2 separate regions of the Mus musculus genome follow, and region 1 is linked to region 2. The links are chromatin contacts, found by Hi-C in ENCODE. All regions are on one chromosome and are shown on one strand. The core of a region is the stretch at or near the end of the contact, and the rest is flanking DNA. Distances in the headings are between cores, read along the strand shown. Region 1 holds the start of Ptgs1 (prostaglandin-endoperoxide synthase 1). Region 2 has its middle 30 kb from the start of Apbb1ip.

What was found. A loop is a pair of places that touch in the nucleus more often than their neighbours do.
Region 1: a loop to region 2 is called in a map of T-helper 17 cell, with 294 times the contacts of the local background. The contact joins the promoter of Ptgs1 here to the enhancer-like site in region 2. A Hi-C loop is called at or near these places in 5 of 37 maps with a recorded cell type or tissue (T-helper 1 cell, T-helper 17 cell, T-helper 2 cell and 1 more).

Annotation. Positions count from the first base shown.
Region 1 is chr2:36,229,012-36,232,030 of GRCm38, forward strand. It overlaps Ptgs1 (prostaglandin-endoperoxide synthase 1), which reads left to right and starts at 1,415. Exons shown (of 11, transcript NM_008969.4): 1 at 1,415-1,558; 2 at 1,657-1,752. The coding sequence starts at 1,552.
Region 2 is chr2:22,742,959-22,745,778 of GRCm38, forward strand. No RefSeq gene overlaps it. Among named protein-coding and RNA genes, the nearest start is that of Apbb1ip, 30 kb to the right of the region's middle. Within about 2 kb of position 1,278, at least 1 of the 3 ENCODE cell types and tissues checked has a DNase peak (open chromatin) inside an H3K27ac peak, as active enhancers do.

The sequences.
Region 1 (3,019 bases), core at 165-2,664, about 13 Mb after region 2:
TGACCCACAGCCCCTTGCCCAGCTGGCTGGTTACCAGAGGGGTCTTAAATCTGGGGATGTGGAGAAACTGAAGCTGGTCTCAGTATACCAGGGCCCCAGTTCTTCCCCTGGTCTGTCCTGGCTTGCTCAGTTTCCCTAGAGCAGTTGGCTTTTGTCCCTGTAGAGCATGGGAACAGCTCTGGTTTGGAAGCAAAAGGGGCACCCCATCAGGCCCCACCTTTCCTACCTGTTCCTTTCCTGAGCCCAGAGATGCCCGAGAGCCAGCACAAGGATGAATGGGCCCTTCCACCAAGCCATGCCTCTGGGTGCGGGCGTGGGCAGAGGGCGTGCTGGGAAAACTGAGGGAGAGAGCTGGCAAGGAAAAGGACGAGGACACTGTGGCTTTGCTCCTATTCTCTGCTCCTTCTAGGCTCAGTTTCCCCCACTGTACAAAGGAGCCAATGACCCAAAGGCTTAGGTCCTATAAGGCTGGCAAGTGGCCATTCAGCTGGAGGGTGGCATTTGGCTAGCCCTGGAATCTAAGTTAGGGCAACTTTGAAAAAGGTTCTCTGACCACAGAGTAGCCACTGCCACATGGGATCTGTATATTTTTTTCTATGGTGTTTTTTTTAAATGTCTCATTAATTTTATTTTGTGTAAGGATTAAAATATACAAATGTTATAATTTTCTTTTAAAACAACTCCCCTCACCTTTAACTATCAGTAAACAAAATTGCCTTATGCCATACATATTTTTTGATATCTACTTTATATGTATCTTTTAAAAATTTTGTTTTTTAATTTTTTACTTAATTCACTTTACATCCCACTCACTGCCCCCTCCTGGCCACCCCCTCCCACAATCCTTCCCCCACTTCCCCCCTACACTTCTCCTCTGAGTAGGTGGGGGCCCCCTGGGTATCCCTCACTGCCTAGGGTGGTTTTGCATGTCCATTTTATAAATAAATACACCGAGGACCAGCAAGGACTAAAGGTGAGCCAACTGGCAGGCTGTGTATTAGGAATGTAAATTACAGCTCCTCATGTCTGACCTGGCCTCTGCCTGCTCAACGGAGAAGGAAGCTCTTCTGTTGGCGGGCAGGAGTGGCAGTAGCGTGTTTTCCATGCAGGACCTCGTGTGCAGGCTGGACTGGACTGCATGGCTTCTCACCTCCTTGCTCCTCATCCTTCTTCAAGCAAGCTATGGTTCAAACCAGCCTCTTCCACCATTTGTTCTGCCTACAAGCCTTGTCCTCCTTCGTGCCCATCCTCAGAGAGCCTCAGTTTGCTATATCCCAAATGGATGCATTTCTGACACTGTAAAAAGATCTTGCACCTCAAGGATCGTGAGTTACGGTCTGAGCAGTCACCATGCAGTAATTAATAAAACGTCTTGGCTAAGGCTGGAGCAGAGGAAGTTGGCGGTCAGCCTGTCAGAGGTGACAACTGGAGGGAGGAGTGGGGGTGGAGCCGTGAGATGGGTGGGAGGGGACCTGCCAGTGCTGGGGCAGTGCTGGAGTTGCACCCGAGGAGCCAGCCGTTGGCATTGCACATCCATCCACTCCCAGAGTCATGAGTCGTGAGTCCGACCCCAGTGGTGCCCCCACGCGTCCCGGAATTCGGTGGCCTGCAGGCGGAGCCTTGAACGCTAGGCTCAACTCTCTCTTCCTTCTGCAGGAAGGAGTCTCTCGCTCTGGTTTCCCCTGCTGCTGCTCCTGCTGCTGCCGCCGACACCCTCGGTCCTGCTCGCAGATCCTGGGGTGCCCTCACCAGGTAGGTGCCCCCGCCGGATGCCCGTGAAAATTCCAAGTCCTGCGCCGTGGGCTTGGTCCATCTCCCTTCCAGGCGGACTCCCTGATTCCCCTTTCTGCTCGCGGTGCCGGGGAATAGGGTGTTGAGGTTATGGAATGGGGTCCCTGGAGAATGGCTAGGGCCTACCTGGGATCTCTCTGGCACACAGCCCACTGAGATCCCGAGTCGGCAGGGGAAGCAGAGACAGGTTCTTTAACTTCTCACCTGATATGTGGTCCGACTTTCCAAGCAGCCTCTGTACCCCCCCCCCCCCCCCCCCCCAGAACTCGGCGGTTTCCTGTGGGGGCTCCTTGGGGAGGAAGCGGCAGACGCCAAGGGGAAGGCGGGCTGGACACTGAGTTCCTTTTCTTTGGCCTCTAACTTTTGGGGAGTCTATCTTAACGCTCAACCTATCTCCCCAACGGTAGATACAGGGATGGGGGTGGGGGACACCAGCTATCCTGGGAATGGGGAAGTGGGCACATAGTGACCAGGAAATTGAGGTTCAGTAGGTGCGATAACAGCCCCAAGTCACATAATGCATAGTGGGCTCAGGGTTTGAATTCAGGATCAGCCTAATCCAGTCACTCTCAATACCTGCAGTGGTTCAAAGAAGCCAGTTCTGCAATTCTGTCCCGCTTCTCTCCCTCAGGGCAGAACCAGGTTCTAGGAAAGAAAAATAATTTACTCCCCGCCCCCCCCATACTTCCCCTGCCCTCCACCTTTCCTTCCTCTCTTTACAATTTGGATGCCCATCTGTAAAATGGGGCCAAGAAAGGTTGGCAGTGGGGGAAAGGGATACTACAGGACCTTGGAACTCAGAGGACAGAGTGGCCTGAGAATCACAGCAGGCTTCCTGGAGGATGGGGTTTGAGTGAGAAAAAGAGCTGGGGACACCTGTGCTAGAAAGGTGACAGTCTGGGTTTTTGGAAAGGAAGCCATTTGTGATCCAGCACTGCAGTTTACCAAGATTAGCTGTGCGTGCCTTTTCTTTGGTGCTCACAGCAGCCTTGTGGGAGGCAGATGCGTTAAGTCCATTTTGTAGATCAGAACTTTGAGAGGCTCAGGAAGTGGGGCCACTTGTTGGAGACCCCACAGTGAGCTGATGGTAGAGCCAAGGCTGACATGTTGGCCATGCTGACTTTCAGTTTCAGCATGAGTCCAGCTCTCACCTGACCCTCCACCCTTTGAGGATCCGGTGTTCATGCACCTGTCTTCCTTGCTGGGATTCTTTTAGGGAAAGGGTAGA
Region 2 (2,820 bases), core at 28-2,527:
TGGATTTACAGACAAGAAAACAAAACAAAACAAAACAAACAAACAGAAAAAAGAAAAGCAGAAACAAACAAAACAAAACCCATGTGACCACATAGAGATCCTAAGGCCGAGTTGTAACTGATTCCTGTTTTTAGTATTTATGGTTCTATTTGGTTGGGGTGGTGGTAGTGTCCTTCCTACACTCCCCTTGCATGAGTTAGAGGGTCTTCTTCTTCTTCTTCTTCTTCTTCTTCTTCTTCTTCTTCTTCTTCTTCTTCTTCTTCTTCTTCTTCTTCTTTCTCTTCTCCTCCTCCTCCTCTTCCTCCTTCTTCTTTATGGTCTACAGAGTGAGTTCCAGGACAACCAGAGCTACACAAGGCAAGGCAAGGCAAGACATATACATACATACATACATACATACATACATACATACATACATACATACATAATGTTTTTTAAAAAATTAGAGCCGGGCAGTGGTGTCACACACCTTCAATCTCAGCACTTGGGAGGCAGGGGCAGGCAGATTTCTGAGTTTAAGTTTGAGGCCAGACTGGTCTACAGAGTGAGTTCCAGGACAACCAGAGCTACACAGAGAAACCCTGTCTCAAAAAAACCCAAAAACCCCTGTCTCGAAAAAACAAAAACAAAAACAATAACAAACAAAAAATTAGAAATACAAAGCCAGATTCTGCCTTAGAAATCCTTGAGGTAGCAGAGCGGGGTTGGGTGAGAGTGAGTGAGTGAGTGAGTGAGTGAGTGGAGCCTTCCCTTTCTGATAGGGTGTGTTATCAACTCCATTACCATTTCCAAAGGGCTACATAGTGCTGGAGCAATGTGGACAGGAAAACAAGTAGTTCATAGAGAGAAAGACACAGATGTGCTGGTCCCTACCCCCACAAGGAGATGGCTGCGTGGGGGTGGGGAGTAGGGGGAGGTGTTGAGGGAGAATTTAGGTAGCTTAGACAAATAAATAACTGGAAACTTCATTTATTTATTTATTTATTTATTTATTTATTTATTTATTTATTTATTTAATTGAGTGTATGGTGGAAGAGTGAAAATGGGTCGGGAGGGAGGGAGGGAGGGAGGGAGGGAGGGAGGGAGGGAGGTCTTCCCAAGCTGGGATGACCCATGCCTTGGGAAGGAAGGCTGCCAGTCGTTCCAAACAAATGGATTAGTGTGTAGTCACTCCCAGTGCTTTATCCAAAAGACTTTGGTCTGGCCTCCCATTTTATTCTCAAAGGGCAGTCTGGGAACCCTGCACAGATACAAAAGGAAAACATGTCAGGTCCAGTCAAGTATGCACTGGGGACAGTCCGTCCCGCCACCAGGTCCCCTCCCCGTGAGAGGGAGAGAGGCGATGGGGGCGGGGGGGTGTGTGGGAGAGGGGTCTTGCCGTGGGAGGGGCGGCCCAGCCCCCCACCCCGTTGAAGTGTGGGGGGGGGGGGGCGAAGCGGGGCGACGGGTTTCTAGGGTATCTGGCTTCCTCTGCCCCCGGATTAGGCGAACGCTGCTGCGGCGGAGAGGGGCGGGGTGGTTCCGCGCCACAGCTGAAGCGGCCCCACCCCACCCCACCCGCGCCCCGCCAGCCACCTTCCACCCGGGCCTTCCCCAGGTGTCCAAAGCCAGAGCTGGTCTCGGGGAAGTGCGCCTGGCAACCGCAGGTTTCTTGCTGGCCCCATCCCCTGCCCCGCCCAAGACCCTCCCCCCTCTGGGGGTGGGGAGAGTGAGGCGGGGAAGCGGGGACAGCGGCTGCGGGATGCGGGGTGGGGGGATCGGCGGGAGGGTTGAGGGACCGGGAGGAACGGGGAGTGGGAAAGATCCGCTGGGACCACCGGCTCGCCGGGCGTGCCACCAGGTTGAATCCTCCGGAAGGACTGCGCAGACCCCACCGGTTTACCTCTTAAAGGTTTCACGCCCTCTTGAACTCTCTCTTCAAAGTTCTTTTCAACTTTCCCTTACGGTACTTGTTGAATATCGGTCTCCGGCCCGTATTTAGCCTTAGATGGAGTTTACCACCCGCTTTGGGCTGCATCGCCAAGCAACCCGATTCAAGAAAGACCCGGGCCAAAAAAAGGCCCGGCCTGGAGCAGCGTATGCTACATTTGCCTCACAGCGCTGTGCGCTGTGCGGTGGATTCCTGGTTAATTTCTTTTCCTCCCCTGGCTAATATGCTTAAATTCAGCCATATCTGATCAGAGGTCGAGGTCGAGGTCAGAAAGGACAAGAGGGCGTGAGGCCTCGGGAAGAAGAGTGGAGAGCTGAGCTGGGAGCGCCCCCCCCCCCCACACACACACACACACACAAGACCCACCAAAACAGGTCCGTGTTTGGCATTGCCCCAGGCACCTTCTACTTAGTAGGAAACCCTTGATAATTTCATTTACAACTCAATTTCATTTATAACTCAAGTACAACTCACTTTTGCTTACTCAATCACTTTTCTTCTTTCATGTATGCAAAAGACACTCAAATTATATGCAACAAATCAAAATAGGGAAATTCTCTTCTTCTCTTTTCTTTCTTCTTTCTCTTTCTTTCTTCCTTTCTTCCTTCCTTTCTTTCTTTCTTTCTTTCTTTCTTTCTTTCTTTCTTTCTTTTTCTAACCCCAGCCACATACTCTACCATTAAGTTATAGCTCTATCCAGACCTACAATGTTAATAGTCTTAATTTCTTGGATTCACTGTTTCATAATTTCCAAAGCCAGAGCTGATATTTGCAGATGTGAAGCAAGACAGTACCTGCTCTGAATAGCTGACTTCCATTCTGACCAATCAGTACCTATACACTAATGGCACTGAATATCCTTGTATTTCTATGGGCTTTTGCGGGGATGG